Regions from separate parts of the Mus musculus genome. Here region 2 is linked to region 1. A link is a loop called in an ENCODE intact Hi-C map of the cell type or tissue named here. Cell type or tissue: heart. All regions are shown on one strand.

Region 1 (5,000 bases):
TGCTCCCTGTTCCTTTACTGTGTTTCCTTGCATACCCTGAAGGCTTCCAAGGAGAATACAGCTCACATAGGTCGTTAGGTTTTGCAGTAATAAGATGGGTTCTGCTTTCCTTGATGTTTAAGCAAGGTTGGGCCTCCTGTATTTATAAGCCAGCCACATGTGACAACTCATGTTTCAAATCTTTGACTTTTCCTTTGGCTGTCTCTCTGGCCTCCTCTGTCCTAACCTGGCTGAAAGCCTTATTCTTCATGGCTCATCTAGAGAAGCCAGCACATCTTCACCTTAACATTACTGGATGAGTAACCTCAATTAAATCTGCGAAGCCTCTTCACTCTTGCAATATACCATCAATAACTGATGACACGGGGCAGGGTACCAGAGGTCAAATTTCTGCCTGGGCCACTTGGGGTGACTTTGTTGTTTAAAATTATATACAGTGGCAAGTTTGGACTGTGATGTTATTCACACCATCATGATGAAATGCTACATTTGTGACCTGAGTTCTTGGTGCTGTTTTACTGTCCCCGTCACTGCCAAGCATGTCGAGAGACAGCGAGACTGTCTCGGCATCTCCTCACTAATGAAATTCAAAGCTTCCTGTCCTTTCCTCAATTCAATTGCTTGTCACTGGAAAGGAAACAGCTTCCAATTAGTTAGAAATCTTCACAAAGTGTTGTTGTACATTTTAATAGCATCCCCGTGAAATCCACAGATTTGATTACACCAGGCTCACACCGCTTTAAAATTCTGTTTGTTTATGGTGAGAACTTGGGCATTGTCTTCTGCCTTTGGATGCATGACTTGGCACGTGGCAGAAGGCCATTTTGTTTGCATTTGTGTGATAAAACAACACCACTTCATTTGATTTTGAAATTCTTCTTTAGCTGCTGCTCTGTATTATGGCGAGATTTTTCAACAGAAATATTTTCGCCACTCCGATCCGATTGTACTCCTTACTTATGTAGGCTTTGTTGCCTGGGGGAGGAGGGGATGTTTGTGTGTGTGTGTGTGTGTGGTGGGTGCATGTGTGTGAGTATTCACACGTATGGACATGTGAGGCATGCAAGCGCATGTGTGTATCTACACATGTGAAGATCAGAACTGTTCCCTTCCTCAGTTGCTCTCCATCTTATATATTGAGGCAAGGTCTCTCATTTCAGTCCAGAGTGCTCTCATTTGTCTGGCTAGCCTAGTTAGCCAAATTTCTGGAGATCCCATCTCTGCTTCCCAAGTTCAAGGAATGCAGTTGGGCCTATACCACTGACTGGGCATTTATGTGGGTCCTGGGGATCAGAACTCTGCTCCTTAGCCTTATAGGAAGAGTATTCTACTCACTGTACCATCTCCCAGTCCCCCTGGTGCACGTGTGTTTGAATAAAACAGTAACTTTTTATTTCAACATCATCATTGAGCCAATCAATTTTTAAAATATTGATTTATATGTTATTTTATGTGTGAATATTTGTATGTACATATGTATGTGCCTGTATGCCTGGTGCTCATGGAGCCAGAAGAGGGTACCAGGTCCCTTGGATGTGAAGTTACAGATGACTGTAAGCCAGCACATGGGTGCTGGCAACCAACTGTGGGTCTTCTGCAAGGACAGCAATTGCTTTTAACCACAGAGTCATCTCTCCAGCCCCTTAGTGTGCAATGTTGTTGAAAGTATTAACCAGCATTTAAACCCCGCCAGGTAGCACCAACAATGTACAAAACACAAAGTGGCAGTACAAATATCTGTGAGTCGATAGCTGTGCCATAGTTGTCACCTACACAGCAGTCACCATCCTGACTTTCAGTGCCATTCAAACATCCCCATCCCTGGGCTTACAAAGGACAGTGTCTGGCCAGCTAGTGAATGCGTATTCCTTTGGAAATCGACTATCTACCAGCTTCAGCTCTTTATTGTTTAAAAAAATATAACTGTCTCAGGCTGTCTCAGGTGTCCCGACTTTCCTAAATGAAAGTCAGAAAACATCAGACTAATGATGAGAGCATTCAGAACGTAATACCAGGCTGGAAGAGAAAACTTTAACAATTCAGACAACTTGAATTTTATTGTCTTTGTGTTTCCTTAAGTGTGTCATCTCTTATGTGCACTTGGGTTTCTGCAGTTTAAAGCATCCATGTAAACTAACTTCCCCCCATAAAGTCTCTTGTGAGGTCTGAGGCCCCTCTTCATAGTCTTTCGATACAGAGCTGAGTCAGGAGTACAGGGCCAAAGCACAAAACTTCAGTAATAAATGAATTGTCATGCATTTTTTAAATTGATGAATTGATGCAAAAATGCTATAATGATCAAATTGCTGAAGGCATTTTCAAGACATATTTTCTTTCCTTTTCTTTCAGGATTTAATGTGGCTTAGCCAGATTCTACTGTAATATGGCTAAGTACTCTGGTCACAGTACAAATTTCTTAATGGTTCCCTGGTCAATTTGAGAACTTTCTTGTTGTTTAACTTTTTGCTTTGTATTGACAGAGTCTTACTAGGTAGCCCAGGCAGGCTTTGGACTCGTGATCCACATGCCAGTCTTGTGTCCTTCTGTAAGCACCCCCTGGGCATGTAAGTATTTTTAGACAGTGCAGTCTTGGTCCTAACAGAGTGGGTGTTGATGGGAATGCCTTCCAGGCCTAAGCTCACAGGGAGGGAGGTCCTTGAGTGAAATATTACTCTCAGAATTTGGCTTAAGATTTTTCTAGCTTAAAACTGTGTGTGTGCAACACACTTTACCTCTCCAAATCTCAATTTCTTCATTTATAAAATGAGAAGAGTAATTCCATGGGCATTTTGGCACTAAGACCAGATAAGTCTGACAGCCATTAGACGTTCAAGGACAGTTAATTCTCCTTCTGCAATTAAATAAAAAAGCATTATCATGCTAATACGGGGTTCACAGAATCATAGGTTCCTGGGACTCCTTTGCTAGAAAAATATCGAATAGGCATTATCAATTTTATTGTCTGCATTCAATAACTAGTGTATTAACCTCCTAGGATAGCTGGAACAAATCACTGCTACCTTTAAAAGAGTAGTAATGTCTCCTCTCATGCTGTGGGGGTGGGAGGTGTTCCTGGCTTGAAGATACCATATTCTAATTTCTTCTTGCCTTCACATGGCACTTGGCCCTTTGCCTCTACTTCTCTCAGAAGGACATGAGTCACTAGATGGACTGGCCAATGAGTCTAAATTTAGCCTCATTTAATTTCAAGATGCCTAACTAATTCTATCTTCATGTCCAAATGAAGTTTCCTTTTGAGGGTTGAGGTAGACATGAATTTGCAATTGGGAAATCGCCTTTAAGCAACACTATTTCCCTGAACTAACACTTAAAATAACTCCTTTTTCATCTTAAATGTTTTTGGAAGTCAGGCATGGTGATGCACCTCTGTAATACCAGAATTAAGGTAGGAATTGGAAGATTAGGAATTCAAGACCAGGTTTGGCAACATGACATTGTGTGTGTGTGTGTGAATTGTGTATGCGTGTGCAAATGTGTGTATTTCTTGAATCTTAAACGATTTCATTTTTTTTCCTATCCCTGTTTTTTCAGAAGTGACTTATTGTGACCTGAAGTTATGGTTTGGTGAGGTCAGAGCCTCCCAGGTAACTGCAGAGGGGAGAACTCTGCTAGCAGCTGACTGCAGCATGCCTGTGCCATTCACAGATCAAAGAGGCACAGACTGAAAGGGAGTGCAATGCAACCGTGCTCAAATTCTCACAAATCCTTAACGTGGGAGGTTCTCGGTTTCCTGTGAGTTTCAGCTCCAGTTCCTCAGCCCCTGGATCCTTGATGGCTTTGCTTGCCTCTTCATTTGCTGCTAAATCTTTTCTGGAACTAATTTTCAAATTAAATCCCTATACCAGTGTCCTAATGTTGCTCTTCCAAATTACGATAAATTCGGTGGCTTCAAACAGCAGCAGGTTAATCCCCTGTGATTGTCTAGGAGAGGTTCCATTCTCTCACCTTTCCCAGTTTCTAGAGTTTTCCACATTGCCTGGTCATGGTTCCCTCCTTTGTCTTTAAAGCCGGCAATGACAGGCTGCCTCCCAAACTACTTGACTCTAATGTATGCCTCTCTCACCAGAGAGCCTTCATTTACAAAGACCCCTGTGATTACCTAGCACCTATTCCAATGACTGAGGATAATCTGCCTATGTTAAATAATATTTTATCACCATGTTAATTAAACACAGCACTGGTATGTATGTCATCTTCATACATATGAACAGTGTACATCAATCATATTTACCCATTACCTTCTATTATGCCTCTTGCTCATTCTCTTCTTCCTCCCAACTAGGCCCCCTGAACTTTCTTTTCTTTTCTCCTTTTATTTCTGCTTCCTTTTCCTCCTTCTCTTCCTCTCTGTGCACGTGCATGCATGCATCTGTTTGTCTGTCTGTCTGTCCTAATGAGTTTCATTAGGGTTGCTTACAGCATGGGTAAATGTTTGTTTGTAAGAACATGGGCACCTTGTCAGTGGCTGTACCGCTGAAGAAAATGATTCTCCCTCTTCATCAACACGAACTGTATATAAATCCTTAGGGGAGAATGTAATTCAAGATTCTTGATTCCATGTATAAAAGATGCATTACCATGGAAGGTAGCATTGACTGGCTCTGGGATTTGGCAACAAATGACCTGAGGCAGGCTATTTTTCTGACTACTAAATTCACTCATCAGTAGTAAGAGAAAGCTTTAGCTTTCTAACTTCTGAAACTATCTACTGTTTTGCCTGTCTTTTCAAAGGCTCACCAACCAAAAGGTCTTTTGTTTTCCATTTTAACGGTTTGAGGGATTGAGCCCATGACTTTGTATGTGCTCAATAAGCACTCAATAAGTAAGCTAGAACCAAAGCCATAACAAAGAGTCAGGACCTACTAGATGCTCCAAGATTTCTGGTTTTATTATTTTCTCTGATCTTTCTGGTTTTAACAAATAGAAATATAAAAATTCCTCCTTTCTGTTAAAAAAATATAGATTTTTTTCCCTATAGT
Region 2 (5,000 bases), 100 kb after region 1:
TCCCTATGGATCAGCAATTCTCAACCTGTGGGCCATGACCCCTTTGGGGGTCGGATGACCTTTGCACATGGGTTGCCTAAGACCATTGGAAAACACGAATAATTTGCATTACAAGTCATAACAGTAGCAAAATTACAGTTATGAAGTAGCATTGAAAATAATTTTAGGGTTGGGGGGGTCACCACAGCATGGGGAACTGTATTAAGGAGTCGCAGCATTAGGAAGGTTGAGGACTACTGCTGAAGAACTGTGTACTGGGAAGGGTCTTTTACAAAGCACCTTCTCCAGAACCTATTTAGAAGATGAAGAAATCCATCTATCTTTGCTCTCAATAAATTGCTTTATTAAGTTGATTAGTTGTTTTGGAGTTAACTAGGATGGTAGGACTGCAGCTTGCAGCCATGTCTAAAGATATTCAAATTAAAAAGAAATCAATCATATGCTAGCCAAACCCCATGTGAGTAGCCTGCATGAATTGTATTCAGCTTTCTGAGACTACCAACCTGTCATTGTAATGAATTCAACATCCTCCTCCTCCTCCTCAACACGGCGGACCTGATATCTTGTCCCTTCCATATCTCATAGCTGCTAAATATCGTCCTCATAAGCAGACAGAATTTTGAAGTGTGAGGCCAAGGGCTTATGAAATCCTCCCTATTATCTGTCTGTGAGTCTCATGCTTATGTTTCGTTGCAAACTTGAGCCTCTGTGGAGACTCATTAACACCATCCGGGCACCCTCCTCAATGCCAGTTGGCAAGGCAGCACTGCCAGTAACAAGTTCTGGAAGATGGCCAGTCCTCAGCAGCTGAGTTCTGTTAGCAGCATCCCAGTTCCAAAAGATGTCAGTAAGATGAATGTATCAGGATAACTGAACGCTCTGAATTATGAACTGAGAGGAGGTGACCACAGGCTAAGAAACTCCATAACACAAACCACAATAGGATGTCAGGCCAAGACTGTTCACATTTGCCTCTGGACAATAGACATGTTCTGCTTTATGCAATATGACAAAAGGCAACACCTTTGCCACCAAAGGATCCATGGCCTAGAAGGATGGATAAGAACCTATGCTCGCTGTCACTTCCCAGTTGTCATGCTAAGGAGCCCAAAAGTCTTAATAGATCACTAAGGTTTGCTTCTCTCTAACTCGTAATTTTACCCTGCAAAAGTAATGTCTCCCTCTACTCCCTTTGAATAACAAAGGGATAAGTTAATTGCATGGAAGGACTCTAATCATAGAACCTAATTCAGATAGCTTATACATAGCCCTGGAACACAGGAACCTTTGATTGGAACCCATGAAGTGAACCAGAAAATTCCAACCACCCCTTCTACATGGCCTTCCTTTATGTGCACCTCCAGCATGAATTACCAAACTAGTCATTTGCCAGTGTGTGGCTGAAATGATTAATACATGCATATGCAAGGCTGGAATTCATGCAAACCTCTCACTTTGCTTCTGCAAATTAAATTCTTGCTAATTATCTAAGACTTTTAAAGCACATGATGGTATTAAAGTCACTGAAATGAGAGCTATAGAACAGGACTGGCTAACCATCTTCCTGGTGCCGATCACTGCACCAGATGAAGGTAAGTGCTAGAGGAGGAACCAATGACCTGCCCAAGTTCTCCCAATAATTATTGCACAACACCACGTAGCCACTGACTCTTTGTCCCCAGGCTCAGAGCTTTCAAGAAACAACATACATTCCTATTCACCACGACTTTAAGTCAAAATGAGTTAATACCTTTAAATTTTTTTAAAAGTATTTGCTAGTTTTCATAGCTCAGCGTGTTTTAAAATCGTGCCATATATAACCTGCAATATTAAAAAATGGAATTTTAAGTTAAGGGGACAAAAGTAATATTATGCTAATTACACAGTAAATTTACATGTGTGAATGATGGCCAGGAAGCTGTGGCTTGTCCAGCAATGAGAGGTACCCTAAATGTTTGCTTTCTGTTTCCCTCCTCACTGCAACTCTGTTTGTGAGGCTCAGAAGGTTCAGTCAACTTGTTCAAGCTCATTGGGCTAAGGAACAAATACGTGAGTCTGTCTTGGAGCCATTCTGCCTCCAGAACCTTTAGTTCCCTTGTTTCCTTACCTGTAGACAAGTCAGAAATTACATGTGCATCTGGACTTTAAAGGGTGTTTGTTTGCTTGCTTTTTAAGATTTTTAAACATGTGTGTCTGTATGTGGGTTTCTGGCCATGGGTGCAGTGCCCATGGAGGCCAGAAGAGGGCATCAGATTCCCTAGAGCTGGAGTCACAGGTTGTTGTGAGCCACTCTGTGGATGCTAGGAATTGAACTCAGATTCTCTGCAAGAGCAGTACTCACTCCTAATACCGAGTCATCTCTCTGTCTTGTCCAGCACTCACATCATTCTACATGAGTTCAGACGTTTTTCAAAAGCTTCTGCTGACATAGACTTGGCTTGCCTTTTGACTCAATAGATTTCTGTCTGTGGAGAACACCCCAGGGAAATAGTAAGAAAGCAAAAGGAAATGTGTTTAAGACTCTATTTAACAGGTATACACACACACATAACTTACAGTCTTCAAAAGCCAGAACTTGAAACATCAAGAAATACAAATTATATTATGCAACATGATATACATATGCAGTGAATGTACCATGACCCAGACTGAATTAGGTAATAGCTGGAAAGAGTCCAAATTCAAGACAGTGAAACAATGTTATACAGAAAAATGAAAATAAGAAAACATTATAATGACCCAAATGGAAAATATAAAATAAAATATTATATATATATGTGTGTGTGTGTGTGTGTGTATATATATATATATATATATATATATATATATATATATATATATATTTCTGTGGTGGCACACCTGTAAGCTCAGTATTCAGGAGGGCAGATGCAGGAGGCTCACCACAAGTTCGAGACCAACGTGACCAGTATAGCAAGCTAAGACAACATGGCGAGACCTACCTGAAAATAAAATAAGTAGAGTACAAACTAGCATAAGGATAATCTTAAAGAATTAAGTAAAAACAGTATATTCATTAATAGTAAGTCATGAACTTGAAATTAAACCCCAGTGCCAAAAGAGTGCCTGGCATATAGACATGCATTAATAAAAACCTGTTTAATAAAAACAACCAGGAAATCTACTGAGGTCATGCTACAAAGAGGTCAGCCACCACATGCACTGGACAGCCTCAGAGGGCAGAATCAGCATATTCTATGATGATAACAGGATTCTGGCTTGAGGTTTTGGCATGAGGGTAGCATATGAAGAATAGATAATGCAAAACACATTGGCCTTCGGTAATAGCTCAGGGAGCATTTTATTATTGGCTCTGAGTAGACAAAAGCCTGGATGAGGACCAATGTGCTAGTCATCAAGCAGAGCTTGTCTGCCCTTAGCTCTTTGCTGCTGAGATTACAGTCAGGGTCTTTTTGATCCTCCACTATCAGGCTGGCTACTGATAGAAGTGGTTCCAACTTACATCGTCATGAATGGTCTGGGCTTTCCCTATTCATATATGGAATCTGTCATTTTGTCTTACAGGCTCATTACAGAATATGCAGCTAACGAGCAGCCAGCTTAGAGGGGAAGGGCCGGGCTTCTGTTCCCTATGCTTGCCTTGTCTTTCTCTCTGTCATGTCTACAAATTTAGCAACCTGGAAGTTCCAACGAATAGAAATTTAGAAACAAGTCACACCCGTGGTTCTCACTCCTTCCAGTGCTGCTGCCCTTTAACACAGTTCATGTTGTGGTGACCTCTAGCTACAAAATTATTTTGTTGCTACTTCATAACTGTATTTTTGTTATTGTTATAAATTGTAACATAAACATCTGATGTACCAGATATCTGATATGTGGTCCTGAGGTGAGTCACAACCCACAGGTTAAGAACTACTGACTTACGCAAAGGAATTTTTCCCCTGAGACCTGCCTGAGCCCCACATACTGTCCATGTGTCAGAGAGTTCTTCATGAGGAGGGAGGCCTATGAGTTAAGCCCTCTTCCAGCTAGTTTCCCTGTGTCCCTTCATGGAATCTCCCTTTGACCCTGAGACATTAGTGTTAACCAAGACATAGATGAAATAATTTCAATGTAAATAGCATTGTAAATATCCCTGTAAATATCACTTGGACAGATGTGAAGTCACATTGTCCTTCCTCATTTGGTAGAGGCAGCTAGATAGTATCCCTTTCCATTAAACGTTTCTAGAAATTATTTTTTAATTTTTTTTCTTAACTATGACTATTGGGTGCATAGAATCTCTGCAAGAAAAAAAAAACCAGGCTAGAAATTGTGAACATAAAATATTGTGTAACTGTGTCACCTGGATGAACATAATCTATCAGCCCTGTCTGATAAAGTCCCAACCAGTGTTTTAGTCCCAATAGTGTTTTTTTAAAATATCCTGGAAGATAAAATGATACTGTGAGCACATGAAACACTCACAGAAGAGAAAAAAACATAATTTGGGGAGCAAAAAAAAAATAGGATTGACTCTAAGAAATAATCTGTCTGAGAATAAGTGAAGAATACAAGAGAAAAAATTAAACTGTTAGGGAAAATCTTAAATGTAAAGGTGTGATGGTTTGAGTACGCTTGTCCCAAGGACAAGCTATTTGGACAAGCTATATATTGGACAAGCTATTTGGAGGCACGACCTAGTTGGAGTTGGAGTGGATGTGGCCAAGTTGAAGTAGGTGTGGCCTAGTTAGAATGGGTGTGGCCTAGCTGGAGTAGGTGTGTCCTAGTTAGAGTAGGTGTGGCCTAGTTGGGGTAGGTGTGGCCTTGTGGGAGGAAGCATTTCACTGTGGGGACCCTCTTCCTTGCTGCCTGGAAGCCAGTCTTCTCCTGACTACCTTCTGACCAGGATGTAGAACTCTTAGCTCCCTTCTTCAGCACCATGCCTGCCTGGATGCTCCCATGCTTCCTGCCATGACGATAATGGATTGAACCTTGATTCTTGATCTGAAGGCAGTCAGGAGAAGACTGTCTTCCAGGCA

The links. Peaks named below come from ENCODE experiments on the same cell type or tissue, not always from the same donor. Only the 100,000 strongest peaks of a DNase experiment are listed, where the experiment ranks them.
Region 2: it touches region 1 in a loop (2.1-fold over the local background); 2 of 42 quality-filtered maps call a loop at or near these places.

What each region holds. Positions count from the first base shown.
Region 1 is chr2:76,182,745-76,187,744 of GRCm38, forward strand. All of the region lies in intron 5 of Pde11a (phosphodiesterase 11A), which reads right to left. Among named protein-coding and RNA genes, the nearest start is that of Gm52518, 150 kb to the left of the region's middle. In heart, no CTCF peak of the experiment used is centred here; a DNase peak (open chromatin) is centred at 2,557.
Region 2 is chr2:76,283,121-76,288,120 of GRCm38, forward strand. All of the region lies in intron 2 of Pde11a (phosphodiesterase 11A), which reads right to left. Among named protein-coding and RNA genes, the nearest start is that of Pde11a, 53 kb to the right of the region's middle. In heart, a CTCF peak has its summit at 2,221 (motif pointing right); a DNase peak (open chromatin) is centred at 741.